2 separate regions of the Homo sapiens genome follow, and region 1 is linked to region 2. Evidence: chromatin loops called from intact Hi-C (ENCODE). Cell type or tissue: CD14-positive monocyte. All regions are shown on one strand. Each heading gives the region's core, and the rest is flanking DNA. Links, peaks and the distances in the headings are about the cores only.

Region 1 (8,336 bases), core at 67-8,066, 130 kb after region 2:
AATTAATTTTTGTATAAGGTGTAAGGAAGGGATCCAGTTTCAGCTTTCTACATATGGCTAGCCAGTTTTCCCAGCACCATTTATTAAATAGGGAATCGTTTCCCCATTTCTTGTTTTTGTCAGGTTTGTCAAAGATCAGATGGTTGTAGATATGCGGCATTATTTCTGAGGGCTCTGTTCTGTTCCATTGGTCTATATCTCTGTTTTGGTACCAGTACCATGCTGTTTTGGTTACTGTAGCCTTGTAGTATAGTTTGAAGTCAGGTACTGTGATGCCTCCAGCTTTGCTATCTATGACAAACCCACAGCCAATATCATACTGAATGGGCAAAAACTGGAAGCATTCCCTTTGAAAACTGGCACAAGACAGGGATGCCCCCTCTCACCACTCCTATTCAACATAGTGTTGGAAGTTCTGGCCAGGGCAATCAGGCAGGAGAAGGAAATAAAGGGTATTCAGTTAGGACAAGAGAAAGTCAAATTGTCCCTGTCTGCAGATGACATGATTGTATATCTAGAAAACCCCATCGTCTCAGCCCAAAATCTCCTTAAGCTGATAGGCAACTTCAGCAAAGTCTCAGGATACAAAACCAATGTGCAAAAATCACAAGCATTCTTATACACCAACAACAGACAAACAGAGAGCCAAATCATGAGTGAACTCCCATTCACAATTGCTTCAAAGAGAACAAAATACCTAGGAATCCAACTTACAAGGGATGTGAAGGACCTCTTCAAGGAGAACTACAAACCACTGCTCAATGAAATAAAAGAGGATACAAACAAATGGAAGAACATTCCATGCTCATGGGTAGGAAGAATCAATATCATGAAAATGGCCATACTGCCCAAGGTAATTTATAGATTCAATGCCATCCCCATCAAGCTACCAATGACTTTCTTCACAGAATTGGAAAAAACTACTTTAAAGTTCATATGGAACCAAAAAAGAGCCCGCATTGCCAAGTCAATCCTAAGCCAAAAGGACAACACTTGTTATTATGTCTTTTTGTTTATAGTAATCCCAGTGGAGGTGAAGCGGCATTTCATTGTAGTTTTGATTTGCATTTCCCTGATGTCTAATGATGTAGCATATCTTTTCATGTGCTTATGGGCCATTTGTATATCTTCCATAGAGAAATATCTATTCAAATCCTTTGGTCATCTTAAAATATTTTGTCTTTTTATTATTGAGTTGTAAGAATTTTTATATATTCTGCATACCAGTTCCTTTTTGAACATATAATTTGCAAATATTTTCTCTCATTCTAGGGTTATATTTTCATTTTGTGTGTGTGTGGTGTTTTTTTGTTGTTTTTGAGATGGAGTTTCACTCTTGTTGCCCAGGCTGGAGTGCAATGGCACAATCTCAGCTCACTGCCACCTCCACCTCCCAGGTTCAAGTGATTCTCCAGCCTCAGCCTCCCAAAGTAGCTGGGATTGTTATAGGCGCTCACCACCATGCCTGGCTAATTTTTGTATTTTTAGTAGAGACGGGGTTTTACCATGTTGGCCAGGCTGGTCCCAAACTCCTGACCTCAGTTGATCTGGCCTCCTCGGCCTCCCAAAGTGCTGGGATTACAGGCATGAGCCACTGTGCCTGGTCATATTTTCAGTTTTTAATGGTGTCCTTTGAAGCAAAAAAGTTTTCAATTTTGATGATGTCCAATTTAGCTGTTTCTTTTGCTGCCATATTTTTGGTGCTATATCCAAGAAACCATCACTAAACCTAAGGGCACTAAGATTTACTCCTTTGTTTTCTTATGGGAGTTGCATAGTTTTAGCTCTCACATTCAAGTCTACAAGCCACTTATTTTTTAAGACAGGGTCTCACTCTGTTACCCAGGCTAAAGTGCAGTGGCATGATCATGGCTCACTGCAGCCATGGCCTCCTGAGCTCAAGTGATCCTCCAGCCTCAGCCTCCCGAGTAGCTAGGACTACAGCCATGTGCCATTACATCTGGCTAATTTTTAATTTTCTTCTAGAAATTAGGTTCCACTATGTTTCTACAATCCACTTTGAGTATGGCGTAAGGAAGGGGTTCACATTCATTCGTTTGTATGTGGATATCCATTTGGTATATAACATTTGTTGAAAAGACTATTCTGTCCTCCATCCAGTTGTCTTAGTTCCCTTGTAAAATATCAACTGACCACAAATATGAGGGTTTATTTCTGGACTCTCAATTCTATCTGTATGTCTAACCTCATGGCAATACCACACTGATTTTTTTTTTTAATAGCACCTGCCTACTATTGACCATACTGTCGTGATTACTGTAGCTTTGTAGTAAGTTTTGAAATCAGGCAGAATGGGTCTTCCAACTTTGTTTTTTGAGCCAAGGTCTCACTCTGTCACCCAGGCTGGAGTACAGTGGTGTGAACATGGCTCACTGCAGCCTTGACCTCCCGGGCTCAATTGATCCTCCCACCTCAGCCTTCTGAGTAGCTAGGACTACAGCCCCATGCCACCACAACTGGCTAATTTTTGTATTTTTGTAGAGAAGGGGTTTCACCATGCTGCCCAGGCTGGTCTCGAACTCCTGGGCTCATGCAATCCACCTGCCTTGGCTTCCCAAAGTGCTGGTACTACAGGCATGAACCACTGCACCAGGCCTGTTCTTCTTTAATCAGGATTGTTTTGGCTATTCTGGGTTCCTTGCATTTCCATATGAATTTTAGGACCACCTTGTTAATTTCTACAAAATAGCTGGAATTTTGATAGGCATTGTGTTGAATCTGTAGATCAGCTCAGGGATCATATCAACAACATTGAGTTTTCCACTATTTTCCCACTTATTTAGACCTTTAATTTCCTTCAAGATTGTTTTGTAGTTTTCAACTACACATCTTGCACTTCTTTTGTTCCTAGGTATCTTATTCTTTTTGATGTCATTATAAATGGAATTGTTTTCTTAATTTCACTTTCAGATTGTTCGTTGCTAGTGTATAGCAATATAATAGATTTTTGTATCTCAGTCTTGTACCCTGCCACATTGCCGAACTCATTGGTTCTTCCTTTTTTTTTTTTTTTTTTTTTTTTTTTTTCCAGACAGAGTCTCGCTCTGTCGCCCAGGCTGGAGAGCAGTGGTGCAATCTCGGCTCACTGCAACCTCCGCCTCCTGGGCTCAAGCAATTCTCATGCCTCAACCTCTCTAGTAGCTGGGATTATAGGCATGTGCCACCATGCCCGGCTAATTTTTGTATTTTTAGTAGAGACGGGGTTCCACCATGTTGGCCAGGCTGGTCTTGAACTCCTGACCTCAGGTGATCCGCCTGCCTCCACCTCCCGAAGTGCTGGGATTACAGGCATCAGCCACCGCGTTCAGCCTGAAATCATTTGTTCTAATAATTTGTGTGTGTGTGCATGTGTGTGTGTGCTGGTGGAGTCCTTAGGATTTTCTATATATAGAATCATGCAAATGAAGATAGTTTTCCATTTTCTTTTTCTTCCCTAATTGCCGTGGCTAGAACTTCCAGTCCACTGTTGAACAGAAGTGGTGACAGTGGGAATTCTTGTCTTTTTCCTGATCTTTGGGGGAAAATCTTTCAATCTTTCTTCATTTAATATAATGTAAGCTGTGGGCTTTTTGTAGATGCCATTTATCAGTTGAGCCTAGCTCCTCCATTCTACCCTTGCCGCTGGATTGGCAGTCCTCCTCCCCTTTCTGCAGACAGCTCCCCACAGCCGGTCCACGGTCCCTGCAGCACCCCACCCTCTCACTCTCCACTGCAGGGCAGGCAGGAGGCAGCACAGGCTGGGGGAAGAGGCTGAATGTAGTCCCAAGAATGCCAACCACTTGTCATTTGACTCCAAAAATCCCTTTGTGAAACTTGATTTCTTCAATATAAAATTGTGGAAAATAATACCTACTTTTCAGAACTGCCGTGAAAATTTTAAAAATAAATTTGGTTGTGTCTGGCACATAGAGGGCATTCAATAAATGTGGGTTGGATGTGAATCTGAGAAGTGTTCATTGAACCTTATCTGAGGCACCTGGAAGTGGCCCTGGCACCGTAGAGGGACCCAAGGTTCATGGTGGATGCAGGCCTTCTCTCCAGACTGACCGTCCAGAAATGGTCCTGTAGCAAAGTAAAGCTGCTTGGTGTCAAATAAACCAGCCAGGAATGAAGACGCTTAATGCTCCTGAGGTTCAGGGAATCTGCAGGCCAGGAATGAAGGGGGAGAACTGCATCTCAGGAGTGTTGGAGTCCCAGAAAAGGAGATTAGACTTCCCTCTATACCCAGCAGGAACCACTGAAGGGTGCTGAGCAGTTATAAGTGGGGTTTGTGAAGTTAGCTCCATGGGGAGTGGAGCAGGGAGGTTGGTTCCACAGACCAGAAATGGTAAAGACCTGCACTAGGATGGGAAGGTAAGGAATGGAGTAGAGAGAACAGATGTGAGAGACACATTCATTCATTCACTCACTCACTCAAGTATTTACTGAGCTCATATCATGCTTCCCTCATGGAATTTACCATGCACTTCACATAAGTGCATATAAAATTGTAATTATGAGAAGTGCAAGAAAGGAGAGCCATCTGGTGGTGGTGAGCATTTATAATGGGGCATACGTGAATTAATCTGGGAAAGCAAAAGTGCTTTCTTGAAAAATTGATGATTGAACTGAGACCTGAAGGGTGAGTATTTATCCAGGTAAAGAGGAGATGAAAGGGCAGCCTAGGCAGAGAGCACAGCCTATGCAAAGGCCCAGAGGTGGGATGCAGTGTGGTGAGTCCAAAGCCTGAGAGAAGGCCAGGGCAGCTGGAGTGGATGGATCACGGTTCAGGGTGAGGCTGGCAGGCCGGGCAGGGCAGGATCAGGAGCACCATAGGCCGCGTCAAGGAGTTTTGTCTTTCCCAAAGAGGAATGAGAAGCTGTGGGAGGCCTTTTAGGGTGGGGGCAGGGGTAACATGTACAAATGTATATTTTAAAAGTTTCGCTTTGGCTGTCGTGAGTAAAAAGACTAGGGTGGAGCATAACTCCAGAGGAAAGCGGGGAAAGAGTTGAAAACAGCCAATAACAAATGTCATCCCCGAGCTCTTATGAAAGACAGACGGCATTCCCGGGGAATCCACCAGAGGAAAATGACTTAGAGCTGCAGAGAGGGAATGTGGGGAGTCCATGAAGCAGCAGCAGCAGATTGGAAGCTTTTCCAGACTCCAACAAAACCAGGAGGCCATAGCTGCCCAGACAGCAAGGGAATAGAAGATGCCTGAGGAGGCTCATGTCAAAGGCAGGCATGGGCAGTGGGCCCAGAGAGTGGATGGGGTGGATTCAGGGCCCGTCTCTCAGTTATGCACCCAGTACATGGCACCAGGTGCTGAGACCAGAAGCCTTGGGGTCATCCTTCCCATCCATGTGGGGTCACCCCCCCACATCCCAGGTGTCTGCAAACTCATCAACCACCCACAATGCCTTCCAAATCTGGCCACTTTCCACCCTCCAGCTGGAGTACCACAGTAGCCTCCTATCTGGAAGCTTCCACTCCCCTCCACTCAGCCTGATCTCCACACTGCAGCCAGACTGATCTATTTAAAACCCTCCTGTGGCTTCTTGTCACATTTAGAATAAGATCCCTGCCTGGCCTGGCCCCTGGCTGGCTCCCACAGGCATTTCCTGTCCTTGCTCTCAGTCACGCAGTTCCTGCCATGCTGGCCTCTTGCCACCAGCCACAAACCCACCAAACAGACCCCCATCCCACAGTCTTGGCACTTACTCTCCCTCAGCCTAGAATGCTCTTCCTGGAGAAGTCTCCCTGACCTCCCTGGGCCACCATCAGCCCCTCTAGTCTTCTTTTCCCACCATGGTCCGTGGTGCCTACAACTTGTTCGCAATTCCCCACACTCCCTTGGCATTTCTGTGGTATTCACCTGGCAAAGCGCCAGCCCTGGAGAAATCCCACTGACAGCTTTCTCCTTCTCCATGGCTACCCCCGACTGCTGAGCCCCCTGGTGAAAATCCCCCCACAGTACAAGGGCAGCCTGTATCCCATCAATCCCCAGGATCACCCAGGCCCTCTGCACTGCACAGAAACTGCAGGAAACGCCTCCCCACCAGCTTCGCCTCCTCCTCCAGTTTCCGCAGGCCTGTGGCTCCCTCACACCCCTCCTCTCTCTTTGCTGTTATTTTAAAGAAAAGCAGAAGCGAGAAATCTCTCAAAATGTCCCAACCTTGGGTCAAACCACAGACCTTTCCTCCTGACCCCTTGTGAGTTGAGGGCTTTTCCTCTGGTTAAGCCAGTTCCCGTTCCTGCGCAGGATCCCTCCTGACTTCTCAGGAAGTCTTTGCCATCCCTGCCCTTTCTTGTGCCTAACATTTCCCCCTTCCCTCAGCTGAGGCTGGACCAGTCCAGTTTATCACATCACCCACCAAAAATGAGCCCCACCTGCTGCCTTGTTCTCCCCTTCGTGACCACGCACACACACTTGCACACACATACACATATGCACACACATATACACACGTGCACACACACGCACACATGGTCCCCATTTCGTCACGTCCACCTCACTCGTCAGCCCCTCCATTGTGGCTTCTGCCCCATCCCTCTGCTGAAGTAGCTCTTTGTAAAGTCATGGATGATGAACACAAGGTCACTAAACCCAGGGCGCATTTTCATTTTCCTTGAGCTGGACCCCTGAGCTGTGGTCAGCTGGCCGCTGCCTGCTTTTGTCATAACTGTGACTACTCCTCCTTCGGTTGCCTCAGGCTTGCACTTGAGGTCCTTCCCTTCTCAGCCATGGTGTCTCCCTGCGTGGTTCCTTCTGCACCCAGGCATCAGTGCCATCCTCTTCTGTCAGAGTCAAGCCACTTCCGAGCTCCAGGCCCACAGGTCAACTGGCCCCCGACATAGCTGCCTGATCTTCTGGGTCTCCTCTTGCTCGCCTCCAGTCAGTTCCGTATTTGCCACCAAGGCAATCTTCATAAAATGCAAAGCCAGTCATGTCGCCAAAAATGAAAAGCCATCCCAGGGAGACAGGCCGAAAGCCCTAGCGTGGCCTACAGCCCCTCATGCTCTCCATCCAGCAGCACCTCAGCTTTCCCTCCCTGGGTTGCTAACACCAGCCTACACTCCTTCTTTTGTTTCCCCTAATACACTGTATTACCCTCTTCGGGGCCTTTGTATATGCTGTGCCCCCTTCAAGGAGCCAAAGCCTATGATACAGTTTGGATCTGTGTCCCTGCCCAAATCTCATGTCAAATTGTAATCCCTGATGTTGGAGGTGGGGCCTGGTGAGAGGTGATTGGATCACAGGGTCAGATCTAGTGATAGTGAGTTCTCATGAGACTGGTCATTTAAAAGTGTGTAGCACCCCCCAACCCCCACTCCCTCGCCTCTTCCTCCTGCTCTGGCCATGTGAAGTGCTGGCTCCCTCTTCACCTCCCCCCATGATTGTAAGTTTCCTGAGGCCTCTCCAGAAGCCGAGCAGATGCCAGCATCATGCTTTCTGTACAGCCTGTGGAACTTCGAGCCAATTAAACCTCTTTTCTTTATAAATTGCCCAGTCTTAGGTTTTTCTTTATAGCAGTGCAAGATCAGACTAATACAGTCTACACATCTTTCTCAGCTCAAACAGTACTTCCAAGAACGCCTTCCTCCCCACACCCATGGCTCCCTCCTCCCCTACCCCCGCATCAAGGCCTCAACCACCTGCTTTCCCAGCTCTCCATTCTCATCCCCATGGTACTCATGCAGCTTGTGACTGTATAAGCAGCCACCTCATTGGTCTTACTCACTGCTGTTGCTCTAGTGCAGGCATTGGCCAACGGCAGTCCAGGGGCTAAATCCAGTCCCCCACCTAATTTTTGTAAATAAAATTTTGTTGGGACGCTCACTTGTTTACGCATTTTTTGTTGTTGTTGTTGTTGAGATGGAGTCTCGCTGTCTGCCAGGCTGGAGTGCAGTGGCACGATCTTGGCTCACTGCAACCTCTGCCTCCCAGGTTCAAGCAATTCTCCTGCCTCAGTCTCCCAAGTAGCTGGGATTACAGGTGCCCACCACACGCCTGGCTAATTTGTTGTAGTTTTGTAGAGACGGGGTTTCACCATGTTGGCCAGGCTGGTCTCGAACTCCTGACCTCAAGTAATCTGCCCACATTCAATAAATATGTGGGTCTGTAAATGATCAAGCAGGACAGACTTTGAGATTGGGTCACATTATGTCATTTCACAGAAGACACTGAATTCTGTGGGGAAGTGGCCTTCCCAGGGTCCCCCCGTGCAGTACAGGCTGGCTCTGGGCCCAGGGCTCTTTCCACAAACCATGTTAAGACTCAGTTGTCATCAGGCTATATCCAGGGACACCCACCCAAGCATAGATTGGGAAGGAAC
Region 2 (8,336 bases), core at 107-8,106:
AGATTTTCACCAGAGAACTGCAGTCTGTTAAAAACAATCAAGTGGAAATTCTAGAAACAAAAAATCACTGAAATCAAGAAACTCAGTTGGTGAGTTTGCAGTAGTAGACCAGCTAAAGAAATGATTAGTGAACTGAAAGATTGGACAGTAGAAAATATCCAGAATGAAGCACAGAGAGATAAAAGGCTGGAAAATGCAGAAAAAGCATGATAAATCAGTAGAACATGGCCAGTAAGGTCTAACATAAATGATTGGAGTCCCAAGAGAAGACAGAAGCTAGCTTCATTTTTCACAGAACACCGTTTTTACTTCAAAGCATTACTGATGGTCAAACAATGGGTATTCACACCTGAGTAATTTGGCAGACATTTTCTTGAAAATAAAGTCAACCCATTGAGTATTTGTTGCCAATTAAAAATTTAAACTTTCAAGCAGAAATTAGAATTTTAGAAAACTTATATGCTACCGTGAGTAATATTATTGACAGCTTCCCAATACTTAAAGACTGTTCTAAGATCAAAGGTGATATTAAATAATTTATTTTTACTATTATTATATAATGTAGTATGTCAATATTGGGAAGATCTGCTTAATGCAGCAATATTTTACAAATGCACCAATATTTTACAAATGACTAATGAAGATATGTTACAAAATCATGCATGACTAAGAAGATTCTTTGAAAGTACAAGATAGACCAAAGGATTTCAATGTAACAGAATATGAAAAATCTATTAATATGTTTTAGAGCAGTGTTCCCCAACCTTTTTGGCACCAGGGACTGGTTTCATGGAAGACAATTTTTCCACAGACTGGTGGGGGCATGGGGTGTGGGGGGCAGTGATGGTTTTGGGTAAAACTGTTCTGCAGATCATCAGGCATTAGTTAGATTCTCATAAGGCATGCACAACCTAGATTCCTGGCATGGGCAGCTCACAATAGGGTTCACGTCCCTATGAGAATCTAATGCCGTGGCTGATCTGACAGAGGGCAGAGCTCAGGCATCAATGCTCACTTGCTCACCTCCTGCTGTACAGCGTGGTTCCTAACACGCCACAGATCAGTACTGGTCTGCAGCCCGGGGGTTGGGGACCCCTGTTTTAGAGTACACATTGTAACTAACCACCACTTGTGTTGGTGTAGCATCAAAGAAAAATATCTCCCGATTATCTGAGAAAGCTATCACAATACTCCTCGCTTTTCCAACTATGTATTTGTGCAAGACTAGATAGTCTTTATATATTTTAACCAAAACAATATATTGACTGCATAAACAGATAAGAGGATCCCACTGTCTTCTATTAAGCCAACATTAAAGAAATTTATGAAAATGTAAAACAATGCCACTCTTCTAATTTTTTGTTTTGGAAGATATAGTTTTTTTAATAAAAAAAAATTGATGTTAAAATGTATTAGGGCTATTATTTTCTTTTTATTTTAAAATTTATTTGACACATTACATATTTATGGAGGTACAGTTTGATGTTTTGATGCATATCTGTGTTGTATAATGATCTAATCAGAGTAGTTAGTATATTCATCATCCATGCATTTATCATTTCCTTGTGGTAAGAACATTCAAAAGCATCTCTTTTACCTATTTTGTAATATACAATATTTTGCTTTTAACCATAGTCACCTTACTCTGCAATAGAACATCAGAATTTATTCCCCCTGTCTAATTATAACTTTGAACCATAAACCAACCTCTCCCCATCCTTCTCTCACCTCTTCCCTCCCCAGTCTCTGGTAACCACTGTTCTACTCTCTGATTTTATGATATCAACTCCCCCCACCTTTTTTTAGATTGCACATATTAGTGAGATCATGCAGTATTTTTTTTTTCTGTGTCTGGCTTATTTCACTTAACCTGATATCCTCCAGGTTCATCTGTGTTGTTGCAAATGACAAGATTTTATTCTTTTTTTTTAATGGATGGATACTGTTCCATTCTGGATATACACATTTTCTTTACCCATTCTTCCATTTTTGAGGACTCAGTTTCATATTTTTGTTAACGTAAATAGTGCTGCCATAAACACGGTAAGGCAGATAACTCTTCAATATACTAATTTCCTTTCCTTTGGATGTGTACACAGTAGTGGGATTGCTGAATCATATGGTAGTTCTATTTTTACGTTTTAAAGGAACCTCCATACTGTTTTCCACAATGGCTGTACTAGCTTACAGTCCCACCAACTTGTGTAAGTGTTCCCCTTTTCTTCACATCCCTGCCAAAACTGGTTTTCTTTTGTCTTTTTGATAATGGTCATTCTAAGTGGTGTGAAATGGTACCTATTGTGGTTTTGATTTTCATTTCCCTGATGGTTTGTGATGTTGACCATTTTTTCATATACTCATTAGCCATTTGTATGACTTCTTTTGAGAAGTAAATGTCTGTTAAGGTCTTTTGCCCATTTTTAAAATCAGGTTTTTGTTTTTTTGTTTTGTTTGCTGCTAAGTTCCTTATATATTCTGGATATTAACTCCTTGTCAGATGTATAGTTTGCAAATTTTCTTTCCCATCCTTTAGGTTGTCTGTTTACTCTGTTTAATAGTTTCCTTTGCTATGCAAAAGCTTTTTAGTTTGTTGCAATCTCATTTGTCCATTTTTGCTTTTGTTTCCTATGCTTTTGAAGTCTTATTTAAAATATCCTAGCTTAGCCCCATGTCATGAAGCATTTCTCCTATGTTATCTTCTAGGTAGTTCCATAGTTTTGGGTTTCCATGTTAAGTCTCTAATCTACTTTGAATTGATTCTTGTATGTGGTGAGAGGTAGGGATTTACTCTCATTCTTCTGCATGTGGATGTCCCACTTTCCCAGCAGCATTTATTGAAGAAACAGTTTCTCCCCTAATGTGTGTTCTTGGCACCTTTGTCAAAAATCAGTTGGCTTTAGGTGTGTCAATTTATTTCTGGGCTTTCTATTCTGTTCCATTGGTCTACGTGTCTGTTTTTATGCCAGTACCATTCTGTTTTTGTTATTATACATTTGTAGTATATTTTTAAGTTATGTAGTGTGATGCTTCCAGCTTTCCACTCAGAATTGCTTTGGCTATTCATTTTTTTTTTCTGGTTTCCTATGAATTTTAGGATTTTGTTTTATTTCTATGAAGAACACCTTTTTTTTTTTTTTTTTTTGACATGGAGTCTTGCTCTGTCGCCCAGGCCAGAATGCAGTAGGCGCAATCTTGGCTAAGATATTAACAAGAAATTACAAAAGATAGAGAACTGGAAAGATAAACCTATGGAAGAGCTTCTAAGAGAAGCCCAAAAAGTATATGTAAAAAGAGAGAAAGACTGACAGAGGGAACAGAGGAAGTCTGTGCCCAAAATCCCAGTGAGTAGTTTGGTGGGAACGACGGTTACAGAACAGGTGACTCAGGATGACTCAGGTCAGAGCAGGTGATAGAGGCTAGGAGGGGGTTGTTTACTGAAGCTAGAGGCAAGAGGGTGAAGAGAACCAGGAAGTTAAGCTTTAAAATGGAGAATAGAGAATAAGAGAGCTGAATATACTGGCATACTGATTCTTTGAAGAGAAACTTGGAGTTCACTACATTTAACACCTACTGTTATAGTATTGCAGTCTATCTCTCCCTTTACCTCTAATAATATTTGCTTTATATATCTGGGCGCTCTGGTCTTGGATGGATGGATGTATTTATAGTTTTTATATCCTCTTGCTTAATTGTACCCTTTATCAATGTCTGATGACCTTCTTTGTCTTCTTTTACAGTTTTTGACTTAAAGTCTGTTTTATCTGACATGGTTACTCCTGCTCACTTGGTTTCCATTTGCATGGAATATCTTTTTCCCTCCCTTTACTTTTATTCTATGTTTGTCTTTAATGGTTAGGTGAGTCTGTTTTAGGCAGTATATAGTTGGGTCTTGTTTTTAATCCGTTCAGCCACTCTATATCTTTTAATTGGATAATTTAATCCATTTATATTTAAGGCTATTATTGATAAAGAAGGTCTTACTCCTGCTATTTTGTAAATTTTTTTTTCTGGTGGTTTTATAGATCCTTCGTTCCTTTCTTCCTCTTTTATTTACTTCTGTGGTTTGGTGGTTTTCTGTAGTGCTGAGCTTTGTTTCCTTCCTCTTTCTTGTTTGTGCCTCTGCAGTAATTTCTTTCTTTCTTTGTGGCTACCATGGGGCTAACATTAAAAGTCTTATAATAGAATGTTTTAAGCTGATAGCAACTTAACTTTGGTTGCATTAAAATACTCTAGACTTCTCTCTTTTGTTTCTGTAATTTACTTTTTTACCTGTGATTGTATTCCTTAGCTACTAATTGTAAGTGTCACGGGTTTTGACCATTTTGACTTTAAACCTTCGTACTAGAGGACTGAGAGACTTACATAGCACCATTAAATCACTGGGCTAGTCTGAATTTGATTTATGAATTTACCTCTATTGGTGAGTTTTATACTTTTACATCTTTTCATGAAAATAATTATAATCTTTTATTTCCAGTTATACCATTCTCTTAAGTATTTCTTGTAAGGCTAGTCTAGTGGTGATGGGTTTTTCTCAGCTTTTGCTTGTCTGGGAAGGTCTTTATTTTTCCTTCATTGGTGGTTGATAGCTCTGCTGGATATAGTATTCTTGGCTGACAGGTTCATTTTTTTCCCCCAAACACTCTGAATATATCATCTCATTCTCTCCTGGCCTACAGGATTTCTCCTGAGAAATCCAGGGGTACAGGGCTGCTGCTTGACCAACTATCAGGCCAAGCATGGGTACAGCAGGGCCACACAACCCTGCAGTGGTCTGTCTTTGGGGCAGGGCTGCTGCTAGACTGGCTGTCAGGCACAGTGGTGTGTGGCCACAGCAGGGCTGGGTGGTTCTGCAGCGGTCTGAGGGATGGAACCACGGTAGAACTGGTTGTTGGGCTGGATGTGGGTGTGCATAGGTTCAGCTGGCCAGCTAGCTGTGCAGTGCAGGTATGTACCGGTGAGGGGACTGGCCAGCAGTTAGGCAGTTTCCCCCCTGTGCAGCTTTGGCTGTTCCTGGGGTTGGGAGGGTAGTGTGCCACATGGGTTCAAGAGCAGAGGTCTCAGTTGTTGCATCTGGCTAGGCTTCAGGCAGCTAGGATTGTAGTGCTACAGGTGCCTGTGTGAACATGATAGAGTGATGGCAGGGCTACAGGAATGGAGAAAGTCCATTCCTGTACTGGACTACAGGGAAGGGCACATTCTAGTAGTAGGTTCAGTTTCAAGATGGTGCTGAGTAGCAGCAGCTTAGGATGTGAGGGTGGGGGGCAGGGGGTGCTCAAGGTGAGCTCCTACTCTAGGCAAAGTTAACTGTATGAACTCTACTCTCCAAACTGGATTCAGGGCCTGTGAGGACAGAGGGACTCTCCTATAGCAAGAATTTCTGGCATTTGTGGTAGCAATGGGGATCACTGGTGATCTCCAGCTTACGTTTTTCCCTTAAGAAGCCCCCTCTGGCTCCAGGCTGATCCTGGTAGGGAAGACAGTGTGGCAGAAGCAGAATACCTTGCTCCCCTCTCTATGGTGCTGCCCTGGACTTTTGTCTTCCACAGGGATTTTGCTGTTCCCCTAGTGCTCTCCCGAGTACTTCTTTGGTCATTTTAATTGAAATATCGTTGTTTATTCATTGTTTTGGTCCCTTTTTGTGGAGAGGATGGGCTTTAGGTAACTCAATTTGGCCATCCTGCTGACATCACTCCATCTTATCTAGGGCTATTTTAATATTATTATTATTGTTATTATTATTTGAGACAAGGTCTGGCTCTGTCAACCAGGCTGAAGTGCAGTGGTATATTCTCAGCTCACTACAACCTCTGCCACCCAGGCTCAAGCCGTCCTCCCATCTCAGCCTCACGAGTAGGTGGGACTACAGGCATGTGCCACTGCACCCGGCTAATTTTTGTATTTTTTGAAGAGACGAGGTTTTGCCATGTTGCCCAGGCTAGTCTCAAACTCCTGGGCTCAAGCCAGCTACCCGCCTGGGCCTCCCAAAGTGTTGGGATTACAGGCATGAGCTACTGCTCCTGGCTGCTATTATTTTTAAATAAATTAATAAATACATTTTTTAATTTTTAAATTTTAATTTCTAGTAAGATAAATATTAAACCCCATATAAACAAAAGCTCTCTGGGGTTCTCAATAATTTTAAAAAATATTAAAGGATCTTGAGACCAAAACAATTTGAGAACCACTGCTCTAGATATTAAAATAACAAATATATTCTAAGGGTATTGTTAACAACTTGATGCCACTAAATGTGATAATATAGACAAAATAGAAAATTTCTTAAAAAACAATTACCAAAACAGAAAATTTGAATAAGCCTAACTCTATTAAAGAAATGAACCCTTTATTTAAAACTTTCCCATAGGGGCTGGGCACAGTGGCTCACGCCTATAAACCAGCACTCTGGGAAGTCGAGGTGGGAGGATTGCTTGAGCTCAGGAGTTCAAGATCAGCCTAGGCAACATAGCGAGACCTCATCTCTACTAAAAATAAAAAAAAGTTAGCAGGGCGTAGTGGCGTGCACCTGTAGTCCCAGCTACTTGCAAAGGCTGAGGCGGGAAAATCGCCTGAGTCCAGGAAATCAAGGCTACAGTCAGCTGTGATCACGCCACTGTACTCCAGCATGGGCAACGAAGTAAGACTCAAAAATAAAAAACAAAACCTTCCCACAAGGAACACTGTAAACCCAGATGACTTGATTGGTGAACTCTTCCAATCATTTAAGGAGGAAATAACCCAAATCTTACACAAATTCTTACAGAAATAGACATGTAGAGAACACTCGCAATTCATATAACCTTAATTCACAAAGCTGACCAGCATATTACAAGAAGGGAAAATTATAAGCCAATTTCTTTCATGAATGTGGTAGGAATTCTAAACTAAATAATAGTGAATATGTTTAAAAATCTATATAAAAAGATGGTACATCTTGACCAAGTTGAGCTTGTCCCAAGAATTCAGTGTTGCTTTATCATTCAAAAATTATTCAGTGTAATTCACCTTCCTGACAGAAAAAAGGAGAAAAGCAATCATCTCAATATATGGGGAAGAATAGCATGTGATAAAGTTCAACATACACTAATGATTAAAAAACAACAACGAGAAACTCTCTTAGCCTATTTTCTATAGGAACAGAAGGGAATTGCTTTAATTTGATGAGTGGTATCTGCATAAATCTTACAACAAACATTACACTTAATGAAAAAATGCTGAAAGCATTCTCTTTGATGGCAGGATTACAGAGAATGAAAACTTACTATCATCACTGCTTTTCAGCATGTCCTAGAGATTCCTAGCCAAAGCATTAAGTCAAGAAAAGAAATAAAAATTGGAAGGATAGGAAAGAAGAAATAAAATTCTCATTTTACAGATGACATGATTCTGTGTGAACAGTAATACATTTACAAACACAATAGTCCCGTTATCCATGGAAGATACATTTCTTTTTTTTTTTTCTTTTTTTTGGAGACCTAGTTTCACTCTTGTCACCCAGGCTGGAGTGCAGTGGTGCATTCTCAGCTTACTGCAACCTCGGCCTCCAAGTTAAAGTGATTCTCTTGTCTCAGCCTCCTGAGTAGCTGGGATTACAGGTGCCCACCAGCACATCTGGCTAATTTTTGTATTTTTAGTAGAGACAGGGTTCCAGCATGTTGGTCAGGTTGGTCTCCTACTCCTGACCTCAGGTGATCCTCCCACCATGGCCTCCCAAAGTGCTGGGATTATAGGCGTGACCCACCACACAATACCTTTCAAGACTTCCAGTGGATGACTGAACCTACAGATAGTACAGAACCCTATATAAATACTATTTTTTCCTATAAATACATATCTACACTGAAGTTTAATTTATAATTAGGCACAGTAAGAGATTAACAATAATACTAATAACTAATAATAAAATAGAACAGTTATAACAAAATGCCAGCATCACTACTCTTGCACTTTGGGGCCATTATTAAGTAGAATAAGGATTACTTGAACATAAACACCGTGATATCACAACAGTGCATGATTTGCATCTCAGGAGGGACAGAATGGAACAGCATGAAATTTCACCACGCTATTCAGAACAGTGCACAATTGAAAATGTATGAATTGTTTATTGATGGAAGTTTTCATTTAATATTTTCAGACCACAGTTCACCATGGGTACTGAAACCACAGAAAGCAAAACCACAGATAAGGGGGAACTACTGTAATGACTTGGATTCTGTAATGTTTGCTGATGGTTGATAGCATTTCTGTCATTTTGACTTTGCTTAAGTTCATTCCTAGAATGTAGAAATCTCTTCAATATGTGGAAACACTTTGTCATTCCTCAAGTATATGCA

What was found. Hi-C counts contacts between places; a loop is a spot of excess contacts. Peaks named below come from ENCODE experiments on the same cell type or tissue, not always from the same donor. Only the 100,000 strongest peaks of a DNase experiment are listed, where the experiment ranks them.
Region 1: it touches region 2 in a loop (3-fold over the local background); 15 of 110 quality-filtered maps call a loop at or near these places.

The regions. Positions count from the first base shown.
Region 1 is chr1:202,610,050-202,618,385 of GRCh38, forward strand. The region is part of intron 1 of SYT2 (synaptotagmin 2); the gene reads right to left. Among named protein-coding and RNA genes, the nearest start is that of SYT2, 96 kb to the right of the region's middle. In CD14-positive monocyte, for the core only: a CTCF peak has its summit at 4,548 (motif pointing left); a DNase peak (open chromatin) is centred at 6,212; H3K4me3 peaks cover 1,376 bases; H3K27me3 peaks cover 6,341 bases.
Region 2 is chr1:202,480,156-202,488,491 of GRCh38, forward strand. All of the region lies in intron 13 of PPP1R12B (protein phosphatase 1 regulatory subunit 12B), which reads left to right. Among named protein-coding and RNA genes, the nearest start is that of PPP1R12B, 140 kb to the left of the region's middle. In CD14-positive monocyte, for the core only: no CTCF peak of the experiment used is centred there; DNase peaks (open chromatin) are centred at 3,386 and 4,086; H3K4me3 peaks cover 923 bases; H3K27me3 peaks cover 7,370 bases.